2 separate regions of the Mus musculus genome follow, and region 2 is linked to region 1. A link is a loop called in an ENCODE intact Hi-C map of the cell type or tissue named here. Cell type or tissue: gastrocnemius. All regions are shown on one strand. Links, peaks and the distances in the headings refer to the core of each region. The heading gives the core; the rest is flanking DNA.

Region 1 (16,451 bases), core at 4,729-7,228:
GTTTTTCTGTCTGGACTAGACATTAAGTTTTATAATAATTGGAATTACTTAGGCATTGAAAATACGCTGTGTTTCTTTCAGAGAGATTGGTTGAGAGTCTCCGTTTGCCCCAGGTGCCGACCCTTCACTCTCAAGTGTTCCTGTTTTTCAGAGTGTTACTTTTAAGAATGTCTCCACAACACCTCACCTCACTCTGGCCTACCATGATCACAGAACTTGTGAGTTAGTTTTATGAGGTTATAAATATAAACTGAAAAACAGTGTGACTAATTACCAAACGTTTTTTAGGTGAAAACTAAACTCAATATTATCATGGCAGTGTCTAAATTGAAAATAATAAAAACAAGTCAGATTCCATGCGCCTAAGTATCTCATGCCTCGAGTTGTGTAGGTAACCAACTGCCTGTGAGCCTTACATGGCTCATCCAGTTTAATGCTTGCTCTCTTTGGCACATTTTTTGGCTTTGTCGAAGCCAACGAGACTAATGGCCCCTGCAATCATAGCCCTGCTGAGAGACAGTTGATCTGTAGCACTAGTCTGATGCAAGGCATATACTCCACTTCAAGTACAGCATACTTCCCAGTTAAGCTCACATCGGAGATTGGGCAGACTTCCTAAAGTAAACCCTCCCAAGCCCCACTTCCACCAAAGATATGGTGAGAAACAATGACACAGCCAATTGAACGGGACCATTTCCTTCCCTGTCTCCAGGTGCAGGTGTTCTTACTGATGGAGCAGGAGCTCACTGCTGATGAAGATATTTCACGGTAATGTGTGCTCAAGTTGCCTGAAGTTACTCAGGAGAGTTCAGGCACCCCACTATCCACACACTTCCATTATTTGGGGCTAGAGAGATGGCTCAGTGGTGAAGAGTGCTGACAACTCTCTCAGAGGAGCTGGTTCAATTCCCATCACCCACATGGGATTGTCTGTACCTACAGTTCCAAGGGAATTGACACATGGTGCACAGATAGAAATGCCGGCACAACTCCCATACACATAAAATAAAATAAAATCTTTACAAAATGAATATTTCCATTATTTAAGTTTGAATATAATTGTCTTTAGTCAGGAAACATAATAGATTATCACTATTTATGGCTGTCAGCCTCTACACAAAGAATCCACTTAATATAATTTAGTGTTATTTCAACTACATTAGTCATGTTAGTTTTGGAAGTTTAGATCTAGTCTCTAAAACTTGGGATACATAATAAAATCAGTATGGCAGGTAACCTGTGACCAAGGTATCTATAGATCTTCCAGAATGTTCCCAGTTGAGTGTACAGTAGCTAGCTCAGTGTGTAATACTTGCCATGTGTGAGGACCTGAGTTCTATCCCTGAACACATGTAAATGTGTAGGTGTGCTTGCTGGAGAGATGACTGAGCAGTTAAGAACTCATGTGCTCTTGCTGAAGACCAGGGTTCAGTTCCCAGCACGCACATGCCAGTCACAGCTATCTGTCACTCCAGTTCCAGGGGATCCAGTAACCTCTTTTGACTCCTACAAACACCAGAGATGTATATGGTGTGTGTGTGTGTGTGTGTGTGTGTGTGTGTGTGTGTGTGTGTGTGTGTGTAGAGCCAAAAATTCTTACCCAGAGAATGAAAACAGAAAAAGGTGGCAGTGGTTCGTGCATTTGCAGTCATGTCTGAAGAACTGGACGAAGCTGGTTACTGGGACTTACTGCCCAGCCAACCTAGCCTACTTGGTAAGCTCCAAGCTAATGAGAAACTCTGCCTCATAAACAGGATATATATAGTGCCTGAAGAGTAACGTTTCAAAATACAGTGTAGTTGTGATCACTGATTCCTGCTCATCAGTGTGGCTTTGGAACAGACAAGTTAATCTTTAGCATTTCCAGGACTCCTGTGAGCCAAAGGTTCTGATGACAGCACTGTCTGGTTACAGGACGTCAGGGCCGTCTGCTGCTGGTCTGGAGACAACCTATACTGGAGGTAATGGCTTCTCCACATCATATAACAGCCAGAGGTGGTTAAACCTCTATCTCTCTGCTTGCAAGTTTTTGGATTTGGCTCTGGCATTGCCCTCTGAAAATCTTCCTCAGTTTCAGATGTAAGTAAAAGCAAGGCTATTAAATGGGTATTTTTCAAAATACATTTGGTCACTGATGTACAACCTAAAGTTTTTTGTGTAGGTTGAAGTATTCATAAGTTTCCACTAAAACCTTTCTGCATTGGAAAGAGTGGAGCAGCAGTTATTAGCACTAATGGTTGCTGTGGATATGTTCCCACCTAGAAGTGGGGCAGTGGGGTGCAGCCTCAGAAGCTATAAGGTCAGTGGAGGGGACAGAGCCAAACACATGAAGGAAGTTATGAGGAAAGCATAAGATTGCTGCCGACTTTGAGGTTCAGAACAAGTCCAGGAAGGAGTTGTAAGCAGAGATGGTACAGAGCTAGATGCTCACTCTGAAGACAGGCAGGACTGGGGCTGATCTGTCTGAGGTGTTAAAAGATCTGTCCTGCTGGCGTTCGTGTGAAAGGAGGGGCTACAAAGGGACTCTACTATGTAAAGCATCGTAAAAAAAAGAGCATAGATGTAACCTAAGATAATGTGAATCCACTGAAGCATTTAACAGATTAAGTGATATTATTAGGCTTGCATTTTAGAAAGTTTATCTTCGCTGTGTAGTGTGGAAGAAAGCATAATAAATAAAAAGCTCCAAGATAGTTCAAACAGCATTTGTGCCTGCTTTTATTTTTTGGTGGAGTTGTCTTAGTGCTGGGGATGGAGTCCAGGATCTTCAGCATGCCAGGCAAGCACCCACAACCCTTGTGACTTTGGTAGCAGTTTGTTTCTGAAAATCAGAGGGTTGAGTCCAAAAATATGTGCTTTTCTATGCATAGACTCTCTGGAAGGATACATACAGTACAAGAGCCTAGCAGCCCTGACGGTTCCTGTAAAGGAAAGTCTTCCTTCTAGTATATTTTTACATGCCGGAATAATCAACTTTGTTGTAGTGCAGACAGCAGTTTCCTTCTGAGTAGCCTGACTACCAGTCAGCAAGAGACTGAGGCAGGCGGACTGCAAGCTTGAGGTAGTCACTGCAGCAACACAATATATTCTGTCTATTAGGGAAAGAGGAAACTTTTTTAAAACTGGTTTTGCTAATGAGTAAAATGGTGGTGAGTGCATTACAAGTTGTCCTATTATCATATAACGCTGGGACAGTCGGTTTTGTTTTGGGGTTTTTGTTGTTGTTGTTTTTGTTTGTTTGGTTGGTTGGTTTTTTTTCAGCCAACGTTTCTCTGTGTAGCCCTGGCTGTCCTGGAACTCTATTTGTAGAGCAGGCTGGCCTTGAACTCATAGAGATCCCCTGCTTCTGCCCCCTCCCCGAGGGCTGGGATTAAAGGCATATGCTACCACCACTCAGCTTCAAATAATGAATTCTGCTTTTACTGAGTAAAGCCTGGCTCAGCTGGCTCTTAAGTTTGCATGTAGTGGGGCCATGGTCTTTGTACTAAATGATGTAGCTTATCTTTGATGACACAGTGTGTGTTGTGTTACTAATATAAGCCTTCTCCCACTGGTAGGTACCGATGGGCCTTTATTCCTGAAGCTTCAGATGACTCGGGCTTAGAAGTCAGAAGGCAGGGCATACATCAGCGAGAATTTAAGCCATATGTGGTTCGACTAGCAAAACTTCTTCGGAAGAGGGCAAAGGTACCAAAGTTTAGGAGGGTTCTTATTATGTTATTGTTGTTTTCTGTTTTATTGTGTATTCTGTAAATGTGCTAGTAGTAAATGCTACATTCATGAGTCAGTCACTAAATGTTTACTAAGTAATTGCCACATTAAATGTTACATTTGTAAATCATTTACTAAATGTTTCTTGTAAAGCTCAGAACATTATCAAGTTTATTTGGAAAATAAGTTCTTGGTTTTGAAGATTTATTTTTAAGAAATCTGTTTGTCATACTCAAATTTTAAAAAAGATAAAGAAAATCTTTATTAATATTATTTTTAAATTTTTTACTTTCAAAATGAGTGAAACCACTGGAACCAGTGCTTGTAAGTACTCTTGAGAGTTTAGTGTGCTCAGAGTCAGGTTGATGCCATGATGAACACAGATGTGAACTGACGAGAGCTGTGCTCAGGGGTGACTGCAGAACAAGCCTGTCAGATTAGCCTCAAAAAGGAAATCAGAAGCTAGGCGTGGTGGTGCACGCCTTTAATCCCAGCACTTGGGAGGCAGAGGCAGGCAGATTTCTGGGTTCGAGGCCAGCCTGTCTACAAAGTGAGTTCCAGGACAGCCAGGGCTACCCAGAGAAACCCTGTCTCGAAAAACAAAAACAAAAAAAAAAACCCAAAAACAAAAACAAAAAACAAAGGAAATCAGAAAATGAAAAGATCAACACATAATAAAGTTTCAATAAACTTGACAGAAATACTTTATCAAAATTGAATTAGCTAGATAGACTTCTTTAATAATATTTCCTAATATTTTCTATAAAACTCTTGTTATGCCATGTTTCAGTTTTGCATATCCACCCTACTGCTGCTCCCTGTAGTTTTAGAAACACTGCTGAGAATAAAGCCATCTACTAAATGTGACTACTAATCAGAAAGTTAGTGGAAGAACTCAAAAATACAAATGTCTAAAACATTTTTTAAAAAACCATCTATATAAAGGAAATCAAGAGAAAATGAGAATTACCAAAATCTGTCTCATGAATAAAGTGTAGAAGTTAAATTCTGTAGTTTATACATGCCTTGAATCCTTTATAATTAAGTAAGGATCAGGCTAACCTTCGGGCCAATCTTGGCCCTGAAGCAGAGGGGTAAATGAAAATGGCATTTCACCATTGGGCCTGTGTTAATACCTGTCTAAGTGCAGAATCTTAACAGTACATAGAGTTAGGGCTCATGTGAGACCAGGTCTGTGTGAACTCACACGATTTGTTTCAGCAGTAATGAAGCTGTACTCGATTCTCTACAGAGCAAAAGGGAAGAAAGCAATTAGGAGCTTTACTTAAAGGACATGAGGAACTTGCTTCTTTAGGAGCCAAATAAAAGGACAAAGTTATGGACCAAAAGTCCATCCAGGACTTAAGGACAAAAGCATTCCTTTTTTGTCACAGGATTTGAGGAGGAAATGCAGATACAGTGACCATTCATACGACTGTAGGCCTGTGCCCTCTGCTGTCCTCCACAATGACCACAGATACGGCAGCCATCTGCACCAGAAAGGATCTCCCATCCCCATCCCTTTAAACAAGGCCTTCATGGCCAAACACACTTGTTACTCGAACAGGGGCTATGAGTTCTCCTCTTTCCTTCCACAGGACGAGGAGGACTTTAAGATTTTGGAGGGATTGGAGATGGCCAAGCATCAGGTGAGGGTGGCTATTGATGCATATGATATGGCAGCAAAAGCAATGACAGGTAAACAGGAAGGAAGGCACACACCTGTAGACTTGTGAAGTCAGAGGAGGAAATGGTCATATGGAGATATTTGGTTATTTAGTATGGAGGGCAGGTACATAAGAACAAAAGACCACTGAAACTGTGCTTTTCTTGGTTAAGAGCTCAGGGCTGTGAGGGAAGGGTCACACTTTTAAAGGAAAAATCTCCATAGGAATATAAAAAGTAATTTTACCATGATTGTCTTGTATTTCAAAATTAGCTATAAAGGCTGTAAGCATCATTTACTTTCTTTCAGGATAAATTGATTTGATTTGGTTTGATTTTTAGGAGACTAGAGGCAATATGGTAAACTGTGTGACAGCATTTGTTAATAATGAAAGTCCATGGTTAACTTTTCATTTAGATTGGCGGCTAAAAGGCTTCAGAACCAGTGGACTTCGTCAAGTCTGCAGTGAAGACTTGATGCTGGCATTTGTCTCCACTTCTCACATAACATACGTTACCTATTAGTAACAACTCCTTTTTGTGTTTTGCAGAAAAACCCAGAGGAAGACTGCTCGGGGAGGACACTGGGCTGGGAGCCAGGGCACTTGCTGCTGACGCTCTGCACCATGCGCAACATGGAGCAGCTTCTGCCTTTCTTCAATGTCCTCAGCCAAGTCTTCAACAGCAAAGTCACAAGCCGCTGTGGCGGACACTCAGGGAGCCCCGTCCTCTACCCAAACTCCTTCCCAAACAAGGACATGAAACTGGAGAATCACAAAGCCTTTTCCAGCAAAGCCAGGCAAAAAATTGAAGAGATGATAGAAAAGGACTTTCTAGAAGGAGTCATAAAGACTTGACCACCACCAGTGGTTCTCCAGAGCCTAAATGGAATACTTAAAACACACTGCTGAGTTGTATAGTTTCTTTTTCTTTTATATATATATATATGTGTATATGTAACAAAGCATTATTCAGGTTGTATTTAATTTAAATATTTGTAAATAAGAGCTTATGTCTGAATGTGGCCTGAATCAAGTTTAAATATATAGGTGGCTCATACTGATGATGGTGCCTACAAGGTCTATATTTGCATATATAGTCCATTGTTTCACTGTCTTGGGTTGTCTTAAACCTGCAAAATACACACCACGTTTTCTTTTTTCCTGCTTGGTCTCAAGCCTCATTTAATTGTTAATTGTTGTTTTTCTTCTTTCTGTGGTTAATAATGTCCTAGTATCAGAATGGTCACTTGGTTGTCAGAGGCTTCAGGTATCAGATGGAGCTGTGTCCCTTCGCTGAGCACTAAAGAGTAGCTGAAGCCTGGACCACACACTCTAGTGGGCACAGCACAGAGCTCTGCCAGTACAATGAAAGATGGGCCACCTGCCAGTTCTGATGCTGCTAAGCAAACCAGTCAGTCATTTCTTCCTCACATTGAGATCCGCATGGGAAATTGGTTCATACGAAATCTCCCCATTTGAACCAGGTAGGTCAGTGCTACAAAACATCTTGGTTAGGTAAGCAATCGAAAGGGGCTGCAAAGAAGTTAGTAAAGTTTAATTTCCCAGTACCCTTCATGAATTCACTTCATACCCTGTAAAATTAATGACACTTGAACTATTAAAACTTAATACAGATTAAAATCAGAGGTAAGCTTCATTCCCAAGTCTAAGATTTTGAGCTTCTAAACATTTTTTTCCTGGTAGCATTTAAAAACCTATCTAGAAATAATCCATTAACATGCATGACATGTTGATGTCATGATTACAAATGCCCTAGTACTGCCAATATTATAAAGTGTTATAGAAACATTTTAGAAGTCCACTTCTCCAGAATATAAAATTTATCTTCAGAAAGTTGGTTGTGGTCTTTCTCCAATGCCTCCAGCCAGCTGGAACACCAGCAAACTCACTTCATAGGCAAGCCTGTCTGCGCTTTCCTGCAAATCACAGTAAAATTAAGTGAGACACAGTGCCTGCAGCCATTCCTGGCTGTCCTAGGGGATGCTTCCTGACTTTGTTTCACAGAAGTATTCAAATAACTTCTTTTTCATCTTTCAGTAATAAGGTTCAAAGCCCATATTTAAAATGGGCTGGATTCTTCTAAATAAGATTTTCAGTTCTTGAGTTTATAAGTTATTCCAAAATTAAGTAACTTAAAAACCAAACCTCCCTAAGTAATTCTTAGAATTTACATCACATAGTCATTGCCATGTAAAAAGTAACTGTTTATCTCCTGAGTCCGCATTCAACCACAGTATACATAAAGAACAAATGATGAAAATGCAGAAACAGAGTAATAAGAATCTAGAGAAAGATTTGAACAGTAATTACAAAGTCCAGAAAAAAAAAAAGCAAGCATTCAGTTAATTTGGACATACTAAAACTGGCTGCTTCTACAAACTACAGTTCTAAAGAGGAAAAAGAATAATCTATAATACATTAAAATTAGCACATGTCAGACTAAACTAAGGATTTATTAGTTATTCCTGTACAGCCAGAACACACCCTCAAGAATCTACAATAGAGAACACTGTTTGGGAACAAATTAAAGGGGTATAAACTGGACCTCCCACTGAACTCAGTAACTTTTCAATCTTCGTATACTAAAGGGCTGTATTCACAGATCCCAGAGGGGAAAGCCACAGTGAGATCCAAACACAAATAGTGTTTTCTCCTCGCCTGTCTTCCTCCTTGATTCAAACTCAATAGATTGATGCCAGCTTACTTGTGAGTTGGCTTCTGCATATACTCGGACAATGTCTTCAGTACCAGAGGGCCGTACAAAAGCTCGGGCAAGTGTGTATTTCTTCACCAGGTCATTGATTGCCTCTTGGAGTCCTGGTGGAGTGACTGCTTGTCTCTCAGCATCCGTGGTGCTAATAACTCTCCTGTCCGCGACCTGAGCAAAAATATGCTGTATGTGTTACTCTGTTATACTCACTTTCAAAAGCTTAACCTGTTCTAAATAGTCTTGCCAGAGAGTAACAGACTGGCGTTTCAGGTTGCCACACTACAGTGTGCAGCAGGGAAACACCAGAGCAGGTGAGAAGAAACTGCAATAATAAAATTTCCTGTTTTATTTTTCATTTTTCAAGACAGTTTCTATCCATGACTGTCCTGGAACTTGCTCTATAGAATGGGCTGGTTTTGAACTCAGAGATCCGCCTGCCTCTGCCTCCTGAGTGCTGGGATTAAAAGCATGCCCCACTACTACTGGGTGCCATGTAACTTTAAACATTTATACAACTACTTAAAACTTCTTTAGTATACAAAAAATTACCTTTAGCCAAACAGAACATTTCCACATACTGTCTCAGGGCTACCATTAAAATAATAGCAATAACTACTGTCTGGCCCCAGGACTTCTACGCCCTGTAAGAAGTTATAAGAGAGCTGTACTAGGAATCTCCTAAATAAATGAAAGGCAAATCCTCAGCTCTGAACTCTGGCTTTCCTAGTTCTAATTCTCTCTCATCAAATTCTGTTGAAGTGTGTGTCGACTGATAGAAATATGGGCTCATCTGACATGCGTTCAGAGGATTCTCTGCCTTAGCGTACAGGTTCTGCTGCTCCACGCCTCGGCCAGGAACGTAAAGACTGAGGCCTACCTGGGGCTGCAGGAGACCTAGTCTCAAAAAAAGAATGTAAGCTAAAACTTAATTCCAAAGTAACATTTTCAGTTAAAATGATAAGGTTATTGTTCTCAGTTCTGCCTCAAAATAGTGTGGACTTGGATGTGAAAACAAGTGAGCAGGAAAGCAGAAACCTGTTTAAGCTGGCTACATAATTTTTGTGATTTTGTTTAAATTGGTTCATATTTTTAAGTGATGCATATTCACACATAATCCCTTCCATTCTATAAAGTGGGAGTATAGAATAACTTCTTTTTTAAAGTGTGAGGAAAACAGTTGTGATAAGCCCTTACTTCCTAAGTAGAATGTACATATAGTGAAATATAACCCACTCTGGACACACTTGGCATGGGAAGACTGGAAGAACAGCTACATTCAAAAAGGTGGTTTCACACTCTCTTCACCTTAACTTTGAGTTGTCTGTTAGGAAGATCGACATAAATAGCATCCCACTGCTGTACAGTCAGCCCCTTCAGAGCCAGGATAGCCTCAATCACCAACATGTCAGAAATAGCATCTCCAGCTGCCTGCAAGATTGGGGAACAAAGCATATAAACCAGCCTGAAGTAAATCCCATATGAATACTGTCCACCTCGGAACCCAAGCTGCGCAGCATGAACCAGAGAGCAGAAAATAACATGAGCACTGAGGAGATACACAGCAGTAGGGAAGATAACAATGACAGGTAAGATGACTAAACCAACTCAGGAGAAACATATAAACTGGATAAAGGGTCAGTCCCGACAGCTTATGATTCAAATACTTTAAGTAGATCTCTTGACAGCACTAAGAGAAAATGACCTTTGGTTCAAGATACACATGAAGTTAGAGCCAAACTCTTAGCTTTTGTTTCATTTGTAAAATGGAAATGATGACCTTGCTTCCTGCATTACTGCAATGATTATAAAGCAAGATGGATAAAATGGCCAATCCAAACCAGACACTCAGATGCCATTGTCTTTCTGGACTTGGACGTTGCTCTTCCATTGACTTATAAATAAATGTACCTTGCTCAAACATGTAAATGTTATAGAATTTTCCCAAAGTTGTCTTTGAAAAGATAGCTACACACAAGATATATAACTCAGTAGCTACTAAGTATACTTGAACTTACGTTTTCTTAATAAAATATCAAGAAAAGGAGGCATATAAAAATGTTCCATTTCTAGTCTAAGTCTTAACAGTGGACAACACAGTTAGAAACAAACCACCAAGCCAGGACTCTTCCACGTTTTATATAACTCTTTGTTCGTGTCTTAATGTTAACTCATACACAGACAGCTCACCAGCTCTGACCTGGTTGAATAAGTCGATGATGCTCGCAAGCGTCCTGGCTGCTTTTCCTTTTCCATCGTCTAGTTCTTGGGCTAGTCTTTTTATCTTCACTTCAACTGCTTCACTGAACAGTGCCTGCAGTGGAAGCACATGAAGTCAGTCACGGACTCCAGGTTACCTTCCATTCCTAGAGAATCTGGAGAAACTGAAGTAAAGATAATGGTACCCTTATGTCTGCCAACAATATCAAATCAGAGCACAAAAGGTATTACTAAGGAAACAGTTTATGGATTATAAAAGTAACTTAACAGAGAGCACTACTGCTTGACAAAAACTAAGACATGTGAGCTCACCGTGTTCTCCACGCACATCTTGAATATGCAGCAGGTACCTCAGAATGATATACGATAAGCAACATCAGAAAGAGTTCACTGCATTTCTCAGTACAGCACACAGGGTCAGATACTCATCACCATATACATGTTGAGGCCAGGATTGACCCTTCAGATAGTCATCAAGGACTGTTTTGATTCAGGGTCTTCCATTAGAAGGGCTCACTGATTAGGCTAGCTTGATTGGTCAGTGATCCCCGGGGATGTGCCTGTCTCTGCCTCCCCAGCACTTATCAAACTCCAGACCTCATGCCTGCTTCCCCAACTGAGCTCTCCCTAGCCTCATTCTTCATACAAGATCATTATAGTTTTAATTTGTTTTGTTTTGGTTTGGTTTGGTTTTAGACACGGGGTTTCTCTGTGTAGCCCTGGCTGTCCTGGAACTCACTCTGTAGACCAGGCTGGCCTCGAACTTAAGAAATCCGCCTGCCTCTGCCTCCCAAGTGCTGGGATTAAAGGCGTGTGCCACTGCCCAGCATTTTTGTTTTTTTGTTTTGTTTTCATTATAGTCTTAAAAAAGAAATTTTACAGCATCAAAAAGTATACATTGATCATGTAGTTTACTCCTACCTAGACATTTAACAAACTAGAACTCCATTATCAAGAAAAGTGCCAGCCAGGGCCAGTTGACATCTTGAAGAGAACTTACTGTTCCATGCCCGTTCGCTTCAAAATAAACTCCGATGTCAAACTCTTGAGCCTTGTGATGCAAATGTTTAACACCAGTTTTGGTGCAATACACAGGTACCTACAACACATTAACGAAAGACAATGGCAAATCAAACACTTATTATATCTATTATTCCAAAAATAAAGAACAAAATCTGGACCCTCCCTCTGGTGCCAAAGAGGCCACGCGGAAAACGCCTGCAAGTAGATGTAGCATCACCTGTCTTCAGAAGTTACCTTAGCTGCAGTCTGGAGGAAAGGGCCTGCTTTCCTTTTCTATGAAGGACCAGATGGTAAATATCCTACACTATATATGCTATATGGTCTTGCACAAACATTCTGAAGTGTACGGAGGCAGCCATAGACCTCATGTAAACAAATATGCAGGATTCCAATGTGGTTCAATTCCAATAGAACTTTTATAAACAATGGCAAGCTAGATAGAGTCCGAAGATTATTTCTTGCCAACTATTTATTGGCTTAGAAAGTTAAGAAAGGCCAGTTGGAGCCGGGCGTGGTGGCGCACACCTTTAATCCCAGCACTTGGGAAGCAGAGGCAGGCGGATTTCTGAGTTCAAGGCCAGCCTGGTCTACAGAGTAAGTTCCAGGACAGCCAGGGCTATACAGAGAAAGCCTGTCTCAGAGGAAAAAAAAAAAAAAAGAAAGGCCAGTTGGGGATGGGTGTGGTGACACACACTTTTGATTCCAGTGCTCGCTCAGAGGACAACTACAGAGTGAGTTCCAAGAATACAACCAGGGCTGTACAGAGGAAACCCTGTCTTGAAAAATAAAAATTAAAAGAACAATAAAAGGCCAGTTAGACTTTCAAGACTGGTCATAGACAGTAGTAGTAAGTAACCCTGACTTATTAGCAGCAGTGAATAGGCTATGAATGGTAGACCCAACAGATTTAGGAAAAACTGACCAACAGAAACAAAACTACAAAACAGATATTAAGTAAGGTCAGCATTTGTTACTTGAGAAACCATAGGATGGCAAAGGCCAAAAGTACTTAATCCAAAGGGAAAACGGGTTGAGGAGTAAATAGCTTTTGAAGTGTAAACGGAATTTCCAGCTGAATGCCCTGGTCATCATAGCTGATGACACTAGAGGGTCACATAATGACACTAACTCATGTCACATTACTGCACTTCCCAGAATGTGTCCTAGAGCCAAGCACTAACCCGTGACAGGCCCTGGAGTGAAGCTGCTATAACCTTGTATTTAGAGTGGCGCAGAGCCAGCAGCCTTGGTGATGTTTGGACCATCTACTGTTCTCTTAAACTGCAGGAAACCCACAGCAAACTTCACTTCTACTTTTTTAGAAGATTGACTACAGATGAGAGCAGAGGCCCAGGCATTCCTTGAAGTCCTTCACCTGCTGTATTGATTCACTTCTCTGCCCAGAGCCCACAGGAATTCAAAGTGGTTTTCAAAAGGCTCGAAAAATTTAGCCACTAGTGAGATGGAGAAAACCAAACAGCTTCCAACTTGTCCAGGAACCCCAGACTCTGAGCAGGCAGTGTGGTCAGAGACTGGTTCTGTGGCAGATGTTGGAAAAACAAGTAGAAGCAAACTCCCCGTGCACCCAGAAAGGCTCTCCTCCAAAGTGTAAGGACATAGGCCTGTGAAGCAAGATCATGAACATGTCAGACAGGGTGCTAAGGAGACTACTGCAAGGACAGGAAACCTTCTCCACCCCTGATCCAAGACCCAAGCAGACACATTCATTTCACACATACTGTCTGCACAACAGAGGGTTACTCATAATGATCCTCTCGCTGCTACCTAAACTCTGTCAGGCTCATCTGAGCACAATCATACATCAAATGGGCCTTGAGGTCAGAAGCCAGCCGAAGGAAGTCAGTCACTGGGGGACCCACTTTTCTACCTTCACTTCCTGAGTGACCCTGTCTCCAGCCGCCTCACACTCCTCCTGCTCCACCTTTCCCATTGTGGGCTATCTGCCTTCACAAGGAGGTAGACTATGCCCTTCCTCCCAAAGGTGCGTTCCAGGTCTTTGATCATCACAATGAAAAACTCTAGGGGCAAAAATGGGTTTGTGTTTGAAAGAGGTATTTCCAGGCCCTTACATGTCCATGAGTTACAAATGTGACTCAATTAGCCTTTTAGAAGGTTTGCATTCATTATAAGCTCTTGGAATTCACAGGGTTTTGATACTACGGCAAATGCTCCAAGGTGACAGCCTTCCTCCCTCCCTTTTGCACCAGAGATGTCAGAGTCTTTTGATCCTCGTCACTGTCACCTGGACAGTGGCTCGGATTCTGGCTCAGCTTCGTTCACTGATCACTCTATAATATCATTATTTTCCTTGGGGAATTATCTTACCACACTATTCAGAAAAGACCCCAAACAGCATGGCTACCTTCATAACTTCTTCAAGGTACCGCGTGGAACTTCCATTTGCATATGCTGTCTGTACGACTCCGAGGTTCACACTTTCTCCAATCTAGAATGAAACTGTGATGGTTAACTCACACCAAAGGCATGGGCACCTCTGAGAGTTGTAACACACTAGAAACTGCCAGTTCTGCCCTGGCTTGGTTTAGGCAAAAAATGGCATTCTAAATGGAATTATTTACTACCAGGAAAAAAGTCTAAAATATCTGCAAGCACTGTTTTAATGTGAATCCTCTTTAAGATAATCTGTGATCTCTGTAAATTATTAATAGCCTTTTCCAGATTAAAATTTCCAACCACAGTTTTATACTAGGTTCAGAGAGATTTCTAAAAGAGGAAAAAAATACATTACCAAACTTGTCATAATAACAAATAATTATGTCAGATATTATTGTTTATAATTTTATACTTTACAGTAATGATTGACTTCTTATTAATGCATGAGTTGTCAGTTTTAAAGAAAATATAACTTCACAAAGCTCCATGATAAAGCCAAGCCAGTATAAAGAAAAGAAGCATGCATACAATCATCTAGAATATTCTCTCTACTACAGTCACAGCCAATGTCCCTATGTTGAAATGGCCGCAACTCCCACTTGTTTTTGTTCTCAGGCCACAAAACTCAGGAACTCGCTATACCCAGTGGTGCTGAGGCCCTCAGTGACTATAATGCACCTCACCTCCAACAGTAGCTCTTTAAGGAAACTGCTAATTAACGTCGCTATCTTGTCTCCATCTATGAGATGAAAGTGACCATCTGCATCACAGTAGTAATACACGATCCTGTCCGCATCCCCATCGAAGGAGCAGCATCTCTCACCGGACTTCATTTCAATTCCTAGCACACAGGAGGATTTAAAGTGCATTTCAGACTAAGAAATGAGAATAAAACTCACTACATAAAATATACGATGTTTCTCTAACGCTCTTAACTATTTTTTTTCAATATAGCAGATCAAAATCAATATTATGTGCTACAGTACAGGACATCCACTATTTCAAGAGATGTTTTAAAAAGATCCCTTCCGTGCCAGGCGGTGGTGGCACACGCCTTTATCCCAGCACTCGGGAGGCAGAGGCAGGCAGATTTCTGAGTTCAAGGCCAGCCTGGTCTACAAAGTGAGTTCCAGGACAGCCAGGACTGCACAGAGAAACCCTGTCTCGAAAAACCAAAAGCCAAAAACAAAAAACAAAAAAAGATCCCTTACAAATAACAAACCAATGCCCCAGTTTTAAATACTAATGTCCACTTGGCCTACTGGTACTCTCTCTGCAGACAGATCTTACTGTGTAGCCCAGGCTGGCCTCCCAACCAATAGCCACTTCCCTGCGTGTTGGGATTAAAGGTGTGCCACTTGGTGAGCTACTGGCGCTGGTTTTGCAGGTCAGATTCTTGCAAGGCAAATTAAAAAACAAAAACAGCAGTTGAATCTATTCATGCTGACATGTGCTATTCTACTAGAATGAAACTTTATTAACCAGTTGGTTTGGCTAGACAAATTTCTCATATAATTTTTTTGAAAGTTTGGGAGATTTCTAAACATAACTTAGAACCATGTTGTCCTTTACATATGAAAAATAAAAATCAGAAATAGGTAAGTTATGAGCTCTGAGTTAATTCTTTTCTGTTTTGTTTTTCAAAACAGGGTTTCTCTGTGTAGCCCTGGCTGTCCTGGAACTCACTCTGTAGACCAGGCTGGCCTTGAACTCAGAGATCTGCCTGCCTCTACAGCATCCTCTTGAGTTCTAGGATTAGAGGCGTTTTATCTGCTTATACTAACAATAACAAGAAATGCAGGTAAATGGGACCACAGATTGTAACTTCCTTGAGCTCACTGAGGATTTCATACACTCACTGAAGCTTCAACTATGATACCAGAGTTATCAGAAAATCTTGCTGCCCCTTAGCCACGCACGCACGACAGCAGCAGAGACAAAGACAACTGGGATGCCTAAGAAGACCCTGTTAGCCTGGCTGTCTTTAGGTCCAAACACAGCCTGGAGGGCTTGGGTCTCCGACACAGAGAAAGCCACAGAAGTGGAGACCTCAACAGACAGATGGATGGAAGTCTGGATCTGAGGGCAGGTAAAGTAATATCAAAAGAAGCACTACACTGGCAAGGTTGCATAAATCAAAGTTCTTAAGGCCGACCACAGAGAGGCACGACAGTCCCCACAAGAGAGGCCAATGCAGGGCAGCTGGAGAGTGGGGCAGCTGGTTTGTAATGTGTGGGGATAGATGGTTGACGGTGTCGGGAGAGGAACAGCTATTCAACAGTGAAGCAAAAATGCAGCTGAGCACAGGCTCCGCAGCCCAAACCATCCATGTGGCTTAACAGAGAGCATCCTAGAGTCTAACGGGGCATCCCACCGCTTTACTACAGTTAAAACCTTAAGGCACCTCTTCCTAATATTCCCATGCAGGAAACACTGAGTCCGCCAATGACTACAAGGCACCCTTCCACTCCCTTTCTAGGGAGTCTAGAGAAAACAGCAATGGTAGCTCCCTGGACGTGAGCCACTGGCAAAGCCTGATGGGAAGAGGATTCCCATCCCAAGGCAACCACCCTGGTCAGAGTAAATGAGAAAGGGTGCACGGGCCACCTGCGTGCTGACAAGGCACCTGATTCTGAGGAGCTCTCAGTCTAAAGTGCTCTTTTCTGCCTGTCCTTGCAGCAGGAGCT
Region 2 (16,451 bases), core at 6,087-8,586, 59 kb before region 1:
CAGGAGGCAGGGGTAGGCAGATATCTATGAGTAAGGGCAGCCTGGTCTACATAACTAGTTCCAGACCAGCCAAGACTGCATAGTAAGACTCTCTCAATATATATTTGTATATATGTCTATACTGTTTAACCTTTCTACAATAAAATTAAAAATTTGAAAAACTGTTTCTTATATAAATGTCAAATATTTGAATTAAGTGCTTTAGAAAAAAGTAAAGCCTTTCTCAAATTGTGTTTTATTTCTTAGCATTCATAAAAGTTTTCATTCAAAATTGTTGACACTAATAAGGCATTATATCTTTTTAAGGTTGGAAGGTAGCCTAGGTGGGAAAAGACTTTGTTTCTCAGTAGCTTTAACGTCATAAACCATCCTTTGACCATTCTTTCCTTTGGCTTCTCTGAAATGGCATTTTCTTTAATCTTTTTTATTGTGTTTTACCACCCTCTTCTCTTCCACCCCAACTCAATGTCTGCCATTTCTTAGGGCTCCCTTGGTTCTGGAACTGCTCATGTTCTCACTTTCTGTTGTCTTGTTGAGCAAACATGTCCACACCATGCATACTTAAAGTCTATAGCATGATGACATGAGGGACATACTCTAATGAGACAGATTCACATATCTCTCAGAGAAACTGATTTCTGAATCCTAAAATACCATGACAAGAACAAAAGTTATTTTTGTTTTTTGTTTGTTTGTTTGTTTTTAGTGCATTAGGTTGGAAGCAAAGATTTCTGCAGAGAGCAGAAAGACGGAAATTGCAGACAGAGTTGTCAGTGAGGCTAGCTCTTGGTAAAGGCAGGACATGACCCTAGGCACACAAAAGGCAGTTTCACAAAGACAGAGTGTGACTACATCTTCAGGTCACAGTGTTCCTAAAATTTTGGGTAGAAAACTACTCAATTGTACATGACTTCTACTTCCTATATAAAATGAGGAGTGGTCTGTGAGTCTCCGTTCATCTTCAAAATACTACCTGAGTGCAAAACATGGCACAAGGGTCTTAAATATAGAAATACTGTCAGCTGTGATCTCCTGTTTCCAACCCTCACAAATAGTTCAATCCTAGTAATAAATATTCTAATATGGCACTAGTTACTACTTTAGGAAATCAAATAGGGCTATAATCCTAATCTAGTTAGCAGGTTAGTGTCATTTCATTAAGGACCTGACATAAATTGAAAGCTGAATGCTTAAGGATCCTCCAGTGTACCATTTGTAAGTAAGAGTGTAAGGACTGTGTCTGTGCACAGGGCAGGCAAGGGCTTGGAGTCTACAGAGGGCATGGAGGGTTCTCAAAGGAACAGAATGGCTGGGTTAGTACTACAAGAATGAAAAGAGTCAGTGCACACGGGTTGTACAGTGTATGCAGTAGCCACAAGGTAGAAATGTTCAAAACTGTTGGCAGGAAATCTATGACACATTATTAATGAAAGTTATAACTTCATAGGAGTTTTGAATTCTAATTGTTAGGACAAGGTGATGAAAATATGGTAATCTCTGCTAGTAATTACGTGGATGAGATGGGAAGAATTTACTCAGGAATTAGCTACAAACCTGAAGAGAGAACACAGCCAGTGGTCAATGGTTAGAGACAGGGTCTCGATACATAACCCTGACTATGATGGAACTTACTGTGTAGATCAGGCTAGCCGAGAGATCCACTTTCCTCTGCCTCCTGAGTACGGGGCACGCACCACACTATACATGAGTCTCGAAGGAGACATTTTTACAATAGATGCAAACATCACTTCTAGATAGATATATAGCTTTTGGCCAGCTAATAATAGATATCATTTTAAAGTACTAGTTCTGGAGGAGGAAGAGCAGACTTCCGAGAATTCTTGTTTAGAACTGTGGAATATAAGGTGTTTGTGAAACAGCTAGGAAGCTTGTGTGTATGAAACTCAGGTGAGAGAACTGGCTTAGTTTAACGGATGTAGAAGTCATTAATAGATAATATTTTAATCACTTGCTGTAACCTGTTTCATCAGAATATATGATATACTTGCATATGAATTAATGTTGGTGCTGTTTTATATCTTTCATTTTTAACAGTTCTGGGTTGTTTCCTCTTCTTGCCAATGCTGCTATGTCTGTGAAGCCAGCACTGCTCGGTTTGTATGAGATGTACTACTTGCCCTTGGGGAAAACCCTGAAACCTGGTCTCCAGGGGTTGCTGACTGGTATCCTTCCTGGCTTAGAAGAAGGGTCGGAGTATTATGAGAGGTAATCGTATTTGGTCCTCTTTGATATTACAAATTATGAGTTGGTCAGAGCCATCCTTAACTGTGCTTTAACATCACAAAAGTAATTATTCTAGTTGTAGCAACATAACACATTAAGATTTCAGTAGCATGGGACTGAAGATATGGCTCGGCAGTTAAGAATATTGGCTACTCTTACAAAAACCCTAGTTTGGATTCCTAGTGCTCAAGTGGCAGTTCACAGCTATCTATAACTCTAGTTCCATAGAATCTGATGCCCTCTTTTGGCCTGCCTGGCATTCACATAGTATTGCATACATACATGCAGACAAAGCAGCCATGTACACATTAAAAAATAAAAATTAAGAAAAAATTATTGGAGCTAGAGTGATGATTCAGGGGTTAAGAGTACTTGCTCTACCAGAGGACCTGAGTTAGAGTCTCAGCACTCCCTTGGAGGTTCACAGCCATCTGAAACTCCAGTTTCAGGGGATTTAGCATCCTTTTCTGACTTCCACAGGCAGCAGGCAGTGAAGTGGAACACAGATACACATTCAGACAAAACAGGCATACATATAAGATTTCAAGAGCATTAAAAACTGTTACAAAGTATCTAATTTAAGCTTAAGAACACATTTTAATGTTTTCTAACTGTGTTCCCTTTCTTCATCTTTAAATGAAAAATAATACCTGTTTATATGTTGCTGAAGTAATCAAAACAGTCCAGCGCTTAGCACATGTAAGTCACTCGAAACGTATGACCCGTAGTTTAAAATAATGACATAACAGATTAATAAATAATGAATAGTGTGAAGTGGGTCCCTGTGACAATAGTGTTTAACCTTCTAATGGGAGAAAATTGCCTGGCGCAAGTGCACTGCTTTTCACTAGCTTTTGCTGTAATACTTGATGTGACGTGTTAAAGGAAAGGATCTATTCTGTTTTGGAGCCTATTGTTCTTAAGAGCTAATGGCTATAGACAATGTGTGGTGCCCTTATGTTGTTACAGAAAGAAAGAAGAAAGAAATTGAGTTTAGCTGGCAAAAATAGGAAATGCTAAATTTAATTTGTGAGTAGACATAATAATGTAAACTTTAATAATTTAATCAAGTACACTGACCAATTAATATATTCCAATTATTTCCACAACACTATAAGAATCTAATTCTGAAAATATTGTATTATACTTATAGGCTATATTGAAAAGGAAAAAATACAGTCAAAACTTAATAGCATAATTTGCTGTTCTAAATTTTTTCCTTTATTGTCATTATTATTATCATGGTCTCTGTGTACCTGATGTGAATGGAGGCTGCAGACCACCTTATGTGGGCTCCAGGGATGGAAGTCTGCCCTACAGGCTTCCATGGCAAGTGCCTTTACCCTGGAAACATGTCTAGGGCTCATATTGTTTGCTTTTTATTAATTTACCTATTTGCTTATACTTTTAGAAGCATAATATAAAAGTAGTTCATTTAGTTTAGAAATAAGTTTTAAATTATACTCTTAAGGGAAGTACAGAATAGTAGCATTTAATTCTACTAGTTCTAATTAAAATTTAAAATAGGAATTATATAATCATCTTTCTGGTAGTAGTGCCCTATTTATGCTTTGTTACATATTCCTTATAAATACTATAAAAATGCTCATAAATGTGTTATTTTAATGCATAGATACATTGAGGCCTAAGATTAATGTGACTATTAAATCACCAACTGAAGTCATGTGACTTTGCTATATTATACTTTAATATAATAGACTTCTGTATATTGAATTGTTTATTTTGTTCCACTGATGACCTTACTTTGACTTTTGTCATAGATCCAATTCTATTATGTTATTGTAAATTACATGCTATGATGGCAGAAAGAGATATCTGGAAATATCTGAAGGTTTTGTAGGAAGTCAGCGTAGATATGCTAAGATCGATTAACTAAATATGTTGCTTTATTACTTACTGTACTTAAGCCAGTGAGGTAGGCAGGTGCTGAGTGCTGTTCTCTCCATTTTACAGATGGAGACTGAGTTGGAAGGATTAGATTTATCCAGCTAATACACAGCAGAAGCAAGACTTGTACCCTGTCCTCTGAATAGGAAGTGTATGCTTCAAGACTCACTCACTTGTTTGCAGGGTGGAGCTGGCAACTGTGCTGTGGATGCTGTAAACTATTTTGGAAGAGAATAATGGTTGATTGCTTTTCTCTGACCCTGAATGCTTCCTTTCTTATACCCTTCCTTCTGTTGTGTGCTCCAGAACAAACACCCTGCTGGAAAAGGTTGCTGCGGCTGTAGAGCAGTCTGCATTCTACAGTGCCCTATGGGGCAGTCTGCTCACCAGTCCTGCTGTGCGCTTACCTGGAATCACATATGTTCTGGCCCATCTGAACAGGAAACTTTCAATGGAAGATCAGCTGTATATAATTGGCAGCGACATTGAGCTCATGGTGGGTTGACATGCTACAAGTGTTTCTCTAGAGCCAGACATTCCAGACTCAACATTTCTATTCTCATCAAAGAAAACCAACACCGAAATACTGAATAACTATTAATGTTTCTAAGGATTAATTCTTCATGGAAAAGGCATTATTGTCTATACCTGTGACCTTTCATCCAAGCAAATCCATGATTTTAATTATTCCTGTCTTGTTTACTAATAGAGCACTGTTACCATAGCTACATTTATTATAATAATCCCAAAGTGAACCTTCTCTCCAGTCTTACTTTTCCTTATTAAAAAAGATGTAATTTAGACAAAATAATATAGCTGAATCCTGAAAAAAAAATAGACACTGACTGTGTTCTTATATTCTTCTTAATTTTAAAATTGATAACAGGAGGAAATCAATATAGGATGCTTTAGTCTTAAAATGGGCAAGGAATTCATTTTCTTGTTTTTTTTTAATTTTTAGTTTTATTTATATGAGTACATTGTCACTCTCTTCAGACACATCAAAAGGAGGGCATCAGATCCCATTACAGATGGTTGTGAGCCACCATGTGGTTGCTGGGAATTGAACGCAGGACCTCTGGAAGAGTAGTCAGTGTCTTAACCACTGAACCATCTCTCTAGCCGCAGGACATTTTTAAAAGTTCTATTTTTTTATTAATCTTGTTTTCCAGATTATGAAAATAACTGATATTTAATGTACAACTTTGGTTAGAATTAGTTAAATAATACTTCCATTTGCTAAAATTGAGCCATCTTACATATATGAATTTTTAATTAATTATTTTATTAATTTACATTCCAAATACTGCCTCCACTCCCCCCCCCCCCCGCATTTCTTTTAGACAGGAACAATTCTGGGTCAAAAATTTTGAAGGTGAGTTAGTGACCCCATCCCTCCACTGGGGGCCCTGTCTATCTGCTGGAGTTGGTCTCTTTAGGTTCCAACTGCCCGCTGTTGGGCACTAAGGTCATCCCAGTAGAGTCCTGGGGCCTCTCACATCCCAGCCTCTGGGACATTCTATAGGCTCCCTGTACTCCCTATCCCCGGCAGCTGCAGATTTCCATTCATTCTCCTGGCCTTGTGTGCTTCTCTCCTGTCTCCCCCCGCCCCCCAATACCTGATCCTGCCCCCCTTTCCACTTCCGCTGCCCCTCTACTACCTAGGTCCCTCCTTCCTTCTGTCTTCTGTGATTATTTTGTTTCCCCCTTCTAAGTGGGATTGAAGCATCCTCATTTAGGCCTTCTTTCTAATTTAGCTTCTTAGGATCTGTGGTATTCTGTACCTTTTGGCTAGTATCCACTTATCAGTGAGTAAATACCATGCATGTCCTTTTGGGTCTGGGTTACCTCACTCAGGATGAAAGTTCTAGTCCTATCCATTTGCCTGCAAAATTTATGATGTCCTCATTTTTAATAGCTGAATAGTATTCCATTTTGTAAATGAACCTCATTTCTGTATCCATTCTTCAACTGAGGGACATCTAGGTTGCTTCTAGATTCTAGCTATTACAAATAAAGCTGCTATGAACATAGTAGAGCATGTTTCCTTGTGGTATGGTGGAGCATCTTTTGGGTATATGCCCAAGAGAGATATAGCTGGGTCTTCAGGTAGAACTATTTCCCATTTTCTGAAAAAGCACCAGATTGATTTCCAGAGTGGTTGTACCAATTTGCCATCAGTCTCCTAACCACTACTATAAAAAAGACTCAAAAAATTATATTACCCCCAAATCACTAGACCCCTGTGGTCGTTCCTGTCCTGTGTTCACATCCTTGAAAATGTTGGTCTGTTTTCTGATTTTAGTTTCATTACATCCAGACTGTTAATGTATGCTGAATCATACAGTGGGTGTGGTTTATTCACAGTTCATGACCCACTTGCGATTAGCCCACGCTTCTGTGTGTGGTGTCATTGGTTGGCTGCTTTATGCTGCTTCATATTCTCTTGTTGATAATGCCACAGTATGGTGTTTCTTTCATCAGTCAACAGGCACTTGACTTGTATCCCACTTGGTGCAAGTGTGAGTAAAGCTGCCACACAGCATTTGCACAAACATGCTGTGTAGGCATGAAGTGGGGCACCGGGTAAGAAGTCATTGACACTGGCATTAACATTTGTATGTTGTAGAGCTCTGGGATTAGCACAGGTATATTGTCTCTGTCTTAGATGAAAATACCAGGGCAACATTTCCCAGGATGCTAAAGGCTTTCTTATTTCAGGTAGAAGCAGTAAGCACTTCAGTGCAGGACTCGAGTGTACTTGTACAGAGAAGCACGCTGGACCTCATCCTCTTCTGTTTCCCATTCCATATGAGTCAGGTAAAACTTGATACTAATAATGTCCTCAACGTGCAGTTGTTTTAAAGGTACCATATTAAAGTATTGTCGTTATACAGAAAACAGATTCCTTTTTGGTGAAGTGGAAATCATGAATATTGTAAAGAAAACTACTGAGCTATTTGATAAGAATATAGTAACTGAAGCAGATTACTTTATGTTTCAAACCATTTTTAAACTTTAAAAAGCAGGGGGTGCTCATTGCTAATTCTAAATAAGCCCAGTCTTGAGACCCCGGCCTTAGAGTCAGCTAGCTGATAAGTTGTCTGATGGCACCTTATCTTGCTTTGGTGACTCCAGCATACATGCCAGAACTTTAGGGGAGTTAGGCACTGTTTGAGAACCAAATATTTAGTGTCTATGCCACTTGTTACTGATTTCACTACAGATAAAATCTACTGACCTGACAAATTTCTAATGAAGTGTTTCCTTACTGGGATTTAATTTAATCAATCTCCTTAATTAAAAGAAATCTGCTGTGAAAATTAAATTTATTCCATGCCATAGTAGTGGATACCTGTAATCTCAGCACTCAAGAAGCAGAGACAGACAGATCTCTGTGAGTTCCAGGACAGCCCAGTCTATAGAGAGTTCCAAGACAGTCAGGGCTACATAATGAGATTCTGTCTCAAAAAAAATTATTTCTAAAATACAATTAACAGAAAGGACTTTGTTGTTTTCATAATGGCTGCTAGTTGAGAGATTAGCAACTTCACATTATAACTGGCAAAGGTTTTTTTTTAACAACTTTGCTAATAAATCTTTTATTACTTCATTTAATTTGAATAAATAATAATTGAAGCCTTTTATAGTTCATTGAGTACATTGTCACTGATTGAGACACTTCCAGTTTCTATTTTGAGCCTCCCCCACTCTTAACTATGGTCCTTTCTTCTGCCTTCTGGATTCACACATTTTCTGTATTGGGAAAATTCAGCTACAAAGCTGTAGCTTAGGAGTGGCCAAATGGACCTAAGGTGAGTTTTGGGGAGGCTTTTGTTGTTGTTGTTGTTGTTGTTTTTAACATTGTTAAAGTCTTATAAAGAACAAAAAGTAAGTCAAAGAAATGTGTGTAACAAGCTGAACTTGACTGCCAGGCCCTTAGGAGATCATTCCATATTGATTTTTGATATTGACCTTTCTCCTGTTGAAACAAACGTTCCATGTTAGTAAGCCCTCCACTGAGAGGCTCCTCCACAGCATCCGAGTTAAATCCTAGGCTTCAATTGATACGAACTTAGTTTGGAATCTCACTCGGTCACTGATTAAAACTACACCTTCTCTGTACTTCCCTATGTCCCTGTTCCTGCTGCCCAGCCTTCCCAGCCCTCCTGTGCTGTTTCAAGAGAGCAGCAGTGTGTGAAGTCTCACAGTCCCCTATACTCTTCCCCCCAACCCCCCCCCCCCCCGCCGCCCCCTGCCGCCCCTGCCGCCCTGCTCCCCAACCCACACACTCCTGATTCCTGGCCCTGGCATTCCCTTGTACTGGGGCATAGAATCTTCACAAGACCAAGGGCCTCTCCTCCCAATGATGGCCGACTAGGCCATCTTCTGCTACATATGCCGCTAGAGTCACAAGCTCTGGGGTACTGGTTAGTTGATATTGTTGTTCCTCCTATAGGGTTGCAGACCCCTTCAGCTCCTTAAGCGTTAGTTGAGATTATAGAGATCTTCAACACTGCAAAATGTGTGGTAATGTATTTAAGAATGACTTCTTAGCCATGTGTGTTGGTGTTACATACCTGTAGTTCCAGCATTGAGGAAGCTAAGGCAGGAGGAGACTTTGTGTCCAAAAAGGAAGAAAAAAAGTGTCTTAACTGGGGAGTAGCCCAGTGGTAGAGGCATCAGGTCCTGGGTTCAATCTGTAGCAACAAAAAGTGTGGACTTTTTTTCTTGGAGACAGAGAGAAAACCCATTTTAGAACACATGACTCACTTATGCATTACGTCACATTCTTAGGTTCCACGGCGACAACACTTTCAGCTCAGCTCATTACTGTGCTTACTGTGAGGTAGTAGATTCCCTCCTGGAATTGAAGTTTGTAACCTTCACCACTTCCCCTATTCTTTCCTATCTGAGTTCTCTCCTCAGGTAAGGTGGGGAGGCATTGGTGCTTCCAGGGTTTAGGGACAGTGCTTATAACCCACGACTGTTAGTGAGGAGATACACCATAGGAGTTCTCAGACTTGGTTGCTTGATGCTATTGCATACTTCAAAAATACTCAGAGGCTAAACATTTTCCAGATGTAAGTTAGTACTAATGATATTTATCATGTAATTTTAAAAATACTCTATTGATTAATCTCAAAATAATTGAGTTATCTTATCTTCATACTTTTATCAATCTCTTTAAATAACTGGCACAAAAGCATAAAAATGAAAGCTCATGTCTGCATTTTGGTTGATACGCAGTTGGAAAATCAAAGTCATTAATATTTTCTGCTAATAAGTAAAACTCTTCTTTGATACACCAAAGTTAGATCTTAATAGCTAATTGTAATATGTAAAAATAAATCAACTTTGAGTGTTATGTTCTGTTATGGTCTGCTAGTCTAGCTGGTACTTTTATTCATACATGATTTTGCAACATCAAGTTTGGTTATGTAGGAAATGCTGGTATACTCAATTGGAAAGATTTTCTGTATACAGACCCACTTCACCATATTCAACTAAACAATCATATTTGTTCCTAATACCTCTTATACCTATAACTTTTTCTTATCACTGTTACCTGACATGAAACACCTTAAAGGTGGTTTATTTTAGCTTACTCTTTCACAGAGATTTCAGTCGTAACAAGGAAGGGATGGCAGCAGAAGAGCGATCTCTGTCAGTGGGAACTTGCTGCAGCAGCTGTGCATTCTAAGTCCAGCTCCCACTCACCCACCTCCACCATGTCCCTCAAAGGAAAATGTGAGCCTGGAGCCAGGTGTTTCTGATCTAAGCCATAGCATTTTAAAACCAGTAACTTTATTATTTTATTTTACTTTATTTTGTGTCTGCGTGTGTGTCCACAGCACTTACATGGAGGTAAAAGGACAAGTTGCAGGATTGTCTTTGTCAACATTTATGTAGATTATGTAACTTATCAGGGTTGGCAGCAAGCACCTATTACCCATCTCCCCAGCCCCAAACCATAACACTTTGTCAGTAAAAAAAAAATTTAGGGACTGAACCTCTAGGCTTGGTCCTAGTTGTCCATCGTTTGTTGGGGGTCCGGTCTGATCAGTTCTCCCTGTACTGTTCCCAACCCTGGGATTTAATCCAGATTGCACATCCTGTGCACCTGCCCAGTCTGGTTAGCTGCCTGACTTCAACCCATTCACACCATCAGCATCCAGTCTGCCTTAACCTAGAACCCACTTCTGGACATGGGTCAAGGCTGGTGAGTCACTGGAACCTAGCCTGCCTGCAACATCTTCACCCCTCAGGCTGTTCATAAGTGGCACAGCCTGTAGCTCTCACCCCTCCAAACTGGTCAAATGCAGCGAACTAATACAGACTAACACAGCCTACACCCAAGGCTTATGGAACATCATGAAAGAGGGGACAAAAAGACTCTGAGAGCTTGAGGATCAGGACATCCACTTCAAGACTGTGTCTTCTAGATATGACAGCGAAGCTGTACCCATGACCTTTCAACAACATGCCTGCCTAAACAAGACCTGACGTAGCACTTCAGTTGACATGCTAACGTGGATGAAATCTCACAAAGCACTACTTCTAGATGAAGAGCTATAGGCAGTTAATGACTGCTGAGAGAGGTAGAATCAGTTTTTCCCTGGAATGACTCCCCAATTGGTTTCTCTGTACTGAGGGTCAGCCCTAAAAATGTATATGCTTGTAACAACACAAAGTGGACTCAAAAGGTTGTATTTATTTATTTATTTATTCATTATAATAACTAATGATGAAGAAGATATGAGTTGGAAAAGGAGGAGGTGGGACATGGGAGGACTTGGAGGAAGGGGAAACAGATATAAATACAGTTCATATATGTGAAGCTTAAAAAATGTTGACACTGCAAAGATTTTAGCCCAGTGTCTGGAAGCAGTGTAACTTCAACACACACAGTCTTTCATAATTTAATTTTCTTTTGGAATTACCAATATTATTATATATAGCCATATTGTTTCTGTTTAAATGAATGACTACTAAATGCCAAAATTCAAAAGATCATATTTAATGTTAGGTGTAACCCAAGGTATATAAACTAAAAATATCGTTTAACAAAAATTATACTCTTGGTTTTTTAAAAGCTGTTCTGTTTTAAACACTAGACAACCAACCTACATTTGCAGCAAAAGCACATGATGTGTGCTTACAATTTTAGTAGACAAAATAGTAAAATTCGTGGACTGAAAAGTGTACCTTGAGTAACAAGCTCAAATTTCAATATCATTCTTTTAAAAGACCTGGGAAGCTAGCCAGCGTTCCTTCCTACTTTCCTTTTTGTCTATGGACGGAATTGAGTCCAGGGTCTCCTGCAAGCTCATCTACCACTGTGCTGTATCATCAACTTACTTTCTTTCGTTGGTGGTGTCTTTATTGTACTCCAAGAACATGGAAGCAAAAATACAAAGATTATAATAAATATAATGGATGCTCTACTCAGCTGCTTTTCATACAGTTACTCCAGTGGTTTAACTTGCTTCTTACATATCAGGAGCAGTCAACTCAGCAAAAGAAAAAGGAAATACATCTAGACAGTCTTATGGTGTTTTCTTTGTTAGATAACTAGTTTTCACTATCACACTTGACACATTGTCTAGCTTACTGACAGAGTGGGCATGATGTGTCATCTGTGGATGCCCTGTCCTCTAATGGGGAAGATTGTACAGAGAAGCCGCATTGTGACTCAGGAGATGTCACTCTGCATCCAGATGAGGCAGTGCCCACGCATTTCCATTTGACTGTGCTTTAGCGCCTTATGAGGCATAGATCATTTTTGTTGTTTTTTTTTTATTTTTACTAGTTGAGAATTTCATACAATGCATTTTTATTATATTCATGTCCTCAACCCCTCCCAGATCCTACTCCCTTCCCAACCCATACAGCTTTGTGTCATCTTTTATTTTAAGCCCATTCAGTCCAGTTTGTACTGCACATACTCCTGATGTGTTGCCTTGCTCTGAAGTGGGGTTGACCTACCAAGCCTTCCTTAAAAGAAACTGGCTCTCCTTTCCCAGAAACTCAGTGCTAACACCTGCAGAGAGAGGAGCTGGATCCAGAGTCCCAACCCTAGATCTGGAGCTACTGGCCACTGATAGCTCTCAGGTCCCTTGGTATAGAATAGTTTTATAGGTCAGTTTTTATGATTTCAAGATTTGATATTTAAGTTATTACCTAGTGATATTTTTTTAATTTGTATGTAGTTTGTGCATGTGTGCGTGCACACTCGCACGCTTGCTCTTCAGTTGCACATATGGAGATCAGAAGGCAACTCTAGGAGTGGGTTCTTCCCTTCACTAGAAGCCTAGGCTTCAACTCAGGTCATCGGGTTTGCATGACAAGGGTTTTAACTCACTGAGGCCCCGACTGATATTTTTAAAGTTAATAACAGATTTATTAGCTACTTCTCATCTTTTTTTAACTTTACATCTTATGAAATAGGATCTTTAGTCATTTTTAAACATCAAGTTAAAGCTAGAAGAAAAATCTGGCGGAAAAAATTGAAGTTATGAATAGAACAAAGGGACTCTTTGGGTTTTGTTTGTGTTTTTCCCATGTTAGAATTTAAAAAAAAATGAACTGAATTGATGTGAGCAGCATCCTGAAGACTTTAGAGCCCATTGACACTGCTGAATAGCTAAGGCACATAGATGACTTCCTGCTATTTGTCCTCTTTATCAAACTCTTTTGTGTCAGATTTTACTGTTGGTGGAAAGCTAAAAACAAAACAAAACAAACAAAAACTTTAAACATGGTTCTAAAGTAAGTGAGCTGTAGTGTCAGCTATAAAGCTAAAGTGGAAAACAGAAGCAGAAAGAACAGAAAATCAAGTGGACGCTCGGTGCCATCCTTTCCTGCTTAGGGAGCTTGGACCCAGACTTGCTCTTTGATGCCACCCAAAAAGAAACCAAGAGTCTTGTTACTGTTCTTCCCGTCTCCTCAAATGTAAATTAGAAATAATAGCTCCTGTATTTGAAAGTTTAGGTAAAGCAATGTTACATATCCACACCTGACACTGATGTTCAGAGCAGACGTCAAGGCATTCTTCCTTCTAAAAGAGTAAAACCAGGATTATACTGAAATATAACTACTATAATATAATTCTTTTCAGGCCACTCGACCAGATATGATCAGGATCTTGTCAGCAGCCCTTCATGTAGTACTAAGGAGGGATATGTCCTTGAACCGAAGACTTTATGCATGGCTTCTTGGTAGGTAATTAATGAGCATGCTTATAATTGACAAAAAGAAGAAAACAAAAAGAGATTTGCTATGTATAATCTCAAATTATATGAAGAAACTAAACATTTATGTATAAACAATAAAAAAATAGAAATTGTGCCAGAAAGGTGGCTCTGTGCATAAGAGCATCAGCTGCTCTTCTAAAGGACCAGGGTTTGGTTACCAGCACCTGCATCAGGTAGCTGAGCACCATCTGTAACTCAAGCTCCAAGGGATCCAGTACCTTCTCCTGGCCTACAAGGGCACAGTATACACACACCCCACCACCACCACCACAATGATGATGATGATGATGATGGTGGTGGTGGTGGTGGTGATCAACCCAGGTGGAGGGAATACTAATCACGAATTTTTTGAGCAAATTTCAGAAGCCTATTAATTGAACCAGCTATCCATAAAGTCCTGTTCACTTTAACAGGATTTTTTTCCTCTTATAAATTTCCATGATTATACTTAGTTAGTTTATTAAAAAGAATAATCATCAAAATTATGACAAAATTCCAAAACTTCACAGTCACCAACGAATCCTAAGTAGTAAGTACCACTGTCTCAGAGGTGACTCCAGTGTGAGACACTGTGTACACTTAGGCCATAGAGCATTAACTACATGCACATCATCTTCAACCTTTGTCTGAGTGCTTTGCCTGTCCTCTCTCCACAGCCTCTTACTAGAATAAAAGGTCACTTGATAACTTACCATAGATATTGTAGTTTTTTCACTGTAAGATTTGGTGTAAAATAAAAATAATTCTGGAAGGATACTATTAGACTCATCTATTGAATTGGTTTCCCTTTATTAAACTATCTAAAATGGTCTCTCTTGCTGACAATGAATGGGCTACTAACTGGGTAAGTGTTTAGTGCTGTTTTTGAGATATTTTAGCATTTAGTGAACAACAGTATTAAGGCTTCCATTTTAATTACTTTTGTGATTTATTCCCATGGAGGTTTTGATAACAACGGTGCTATCATAGGACCAAGGAGCACACGACACAGTAATCCTGAAGAACACGCCACTTACTATTTTACAACCTTTTCAAAAGAATTGTTAGTCCAGGTAACAGCTGTTTTCATTATTCTTTGCTTATCTTACATTGAAAAAGCCTAAGACAAACTCTTGCTTTAACTAAATTCATAATTGAAGAAGTCAAGACAAGGCTCAAAAACATACAAAGAATGACTGTAATACATGTATCGCTACTGCAAAATGGTAATCATGGCTGGACTCCATAGGAGGACAGTGTTTTACCTGTCTGCCCTGTGAAAGTTGGGTCAATTCAGACTGCCCAGGACCTAGATTTCCTATGAAACCTCAGGTAGTTAGGCTTTTGCAGGCTGCATATGGTAAGACTGCAACTCACATAGAAACATTAAAATTAGCCATTTATTTCCTAATATATTTAAGATGCCTCAAAATATTCTAACAGGGTGTATTAAGAAAACTAATGATTGCTCCAGCATTTTTCTTTATTTATGTATTTGATTATGAAACAGGATCTTACTGTATTGACCTTGAACTCATGGCCTACCTGCTTCAGCTTCTAAAGTGCTGGTATTATAGGTGTGTACCATCGTGTGCAGCTTGAAACATTTTTAAATGAAGGAAATTGTACATTGAAATTTAAATAACTAAGAAGATAATTGCATACCAAACCCCTCAGTGGTAAGATGGCATAGTTGAAATTTATGTCTGAAACAGAAACATCCACATCTAGAACCAACACTCAAACTCTCAGTACACTTCTCTTGACTTTCCTTTTTTTTCCCAGTGAAAATTCATGATCCCGATGAAATGGTACACACTTGTAGCCCAGCACTCAGAGGACGGAAGTAGGAGGATGGGTTTGCTGTCAGCCCAGTCTTTATAGTGAGGCTGTATCTCAAGAATAAATGACAGACGAATAGTGAAAATAATAAAGCAGTGTGCTTTCTCCCTGGCGCAGAAAACAGACACCAGTCAGAATAGCACAGAGCATGTGAAGCTGCGTTTCAGATGGGTACAGTTAAAAACTGTATTAACAATATTACTAGTTTCTAAATCACTAGTATGCTTTTCTCTTTTGAAGGCCATGGTGGGGATCTTACAAGTGAATGGATTTGGAGAAGAAAGCACTCTCATGCAGGATCTAAAACCTTTTCGTATTTTAATCAGTTTATTGGACAAACCTGAACTAGGTAATATTTGGTGCTGTTCCGGAACATAAGGTGACATGCTTTTGTATTGCTTAATAATAAAGTAAGATGACGACATTGGGAAAATTGTTGTATTTTGAAATGAATTTTAAATACAGATTCTTAACAGTTTCTTACTAAAGTTACAGGTGTGCAGCTGGCCTTTATGTCAGCATAAGACCTATGTTTTACACTGTGTTAGGCAACAAAGTCATTGTTTAAACGATATCTCAAACTCTTAACCATTATTTTCTGAAATGGAAACATTTTTTGATCTATTATAATTAACTTATAGTTCATACAATTTGAGAGCTGGAACCGAAATACGAGTTATATATTTCCTTCATAGTCTTCTTGTTGCTCTTCTGTACTTCCCTTCATTGTATGTATATTATATATCAGATCCACTAGAAAATTAACTAGAAAAATATTTTTTTGCTTTTTGCTATTATAAAATAGGTAAAACCCCTAATTATTAAAGTGTTTTGGCACATATACTATAAATCAGCTCTTAAAAGTGAAAATTTTAAATATGAAAGTAGCAAGTGTGTGAAGAACTTCAGTAGGGTCAATTTTTAGGTGCTCTGTGATTGTGATGAAGCTGAGGATTTTTTAAAGAATAGTGGGAACTGTGAGGCGACAGATTTATCCTTCTGAGTTTGATAGTTGTTTAGCAACAGCACTGGTGTGGACAGTCATCCTCGGAGCTGCACAGTGCGTCTCTCAGAAGTTTCTCCAAGTTGTTCGGTTGTCCTGTGAGTCTGCTGTTCCCATTTGGGATGAGTAAACTAAGACTCAAAACTAAAGAGCCTGTCAGAGGTAACAAGACTGACCAAGTCAGTTTCCTGATCCTGTCACTTCTACTAATGTGATCC

What was found. A loop is a pair of places that touch in the nucleus more often than their neighbours do. Peaks named below come from ENCODE experiments on the same cell type or tissue, not always from the same donor. Only the 100,000 strongest peaks of a DNase experiment are listed, where the experiment ranks them.
Region 2: a loop joins it to region 1, with 2.0 times the contacts of the local background. A loop is called at or near these places in 6 of 42 quality-filtered maps.

What each region holds. Positions count from the first base shown.
Region 1 is chr9:86,548,089-86,564,539 of GRCm38, forward strand. It overlaps Dop1a (DOP1 leucine zipper like protein A), which reads left to right. Exons shown (of 39, transcript NM_177208.3): 35 at 82-218; 36 at 713-768; 37 at 1,915-2,079; 38 at 3,558-3,687; 39 at 5,928-7,718. The coding sequence ends at 6,233. It overlaps Pgm3 (phosphoglucomutase 3), which reads right to left. Exons shown (of 13, transcript NM_028352.4): 7 at 14,448-14,605; 8 at 13,733-13,816; 9 at 11,327-11,425; 10 at 10,307-10,420; 11 at 9,415-9,537; 12 at 8,104-8,277; 13 at 4,388-7,315. The coding sequence ends at 7,226. Among named protein-coding and RNA genes, the nearest start is that of Pgm3, 16 kb to the right of the region's middle. In gastrocnemius, for the core only: no CTCF peak of the experiment used is centred there; DNase peaks (open chromatin) are centred at 5,980 and 6,747.
Region 2 is chr9:86,487,523-86,503,973 of GRCm38, forward strand. Dop1a (DOP1 leucine zipper like protein A) reads left to right here. Exons shown (of 39, transcript NM_177208.3): 5 at 2,056-2,226; 6 at 4,459-4,648; 7 at 6,874-6,972; 8 at 13,274-13,373; 9 at 14,352-14,461; 10 at 15,471-15,579. Among named protein-coding and RNA genes, the nearest start is that of Dop1a, 29 kb to the left of the region's middle. In gastrocnemius, for the core only: no CTCF peak of the experiment used is centred there; no DNase peak of the experiment used is centred there.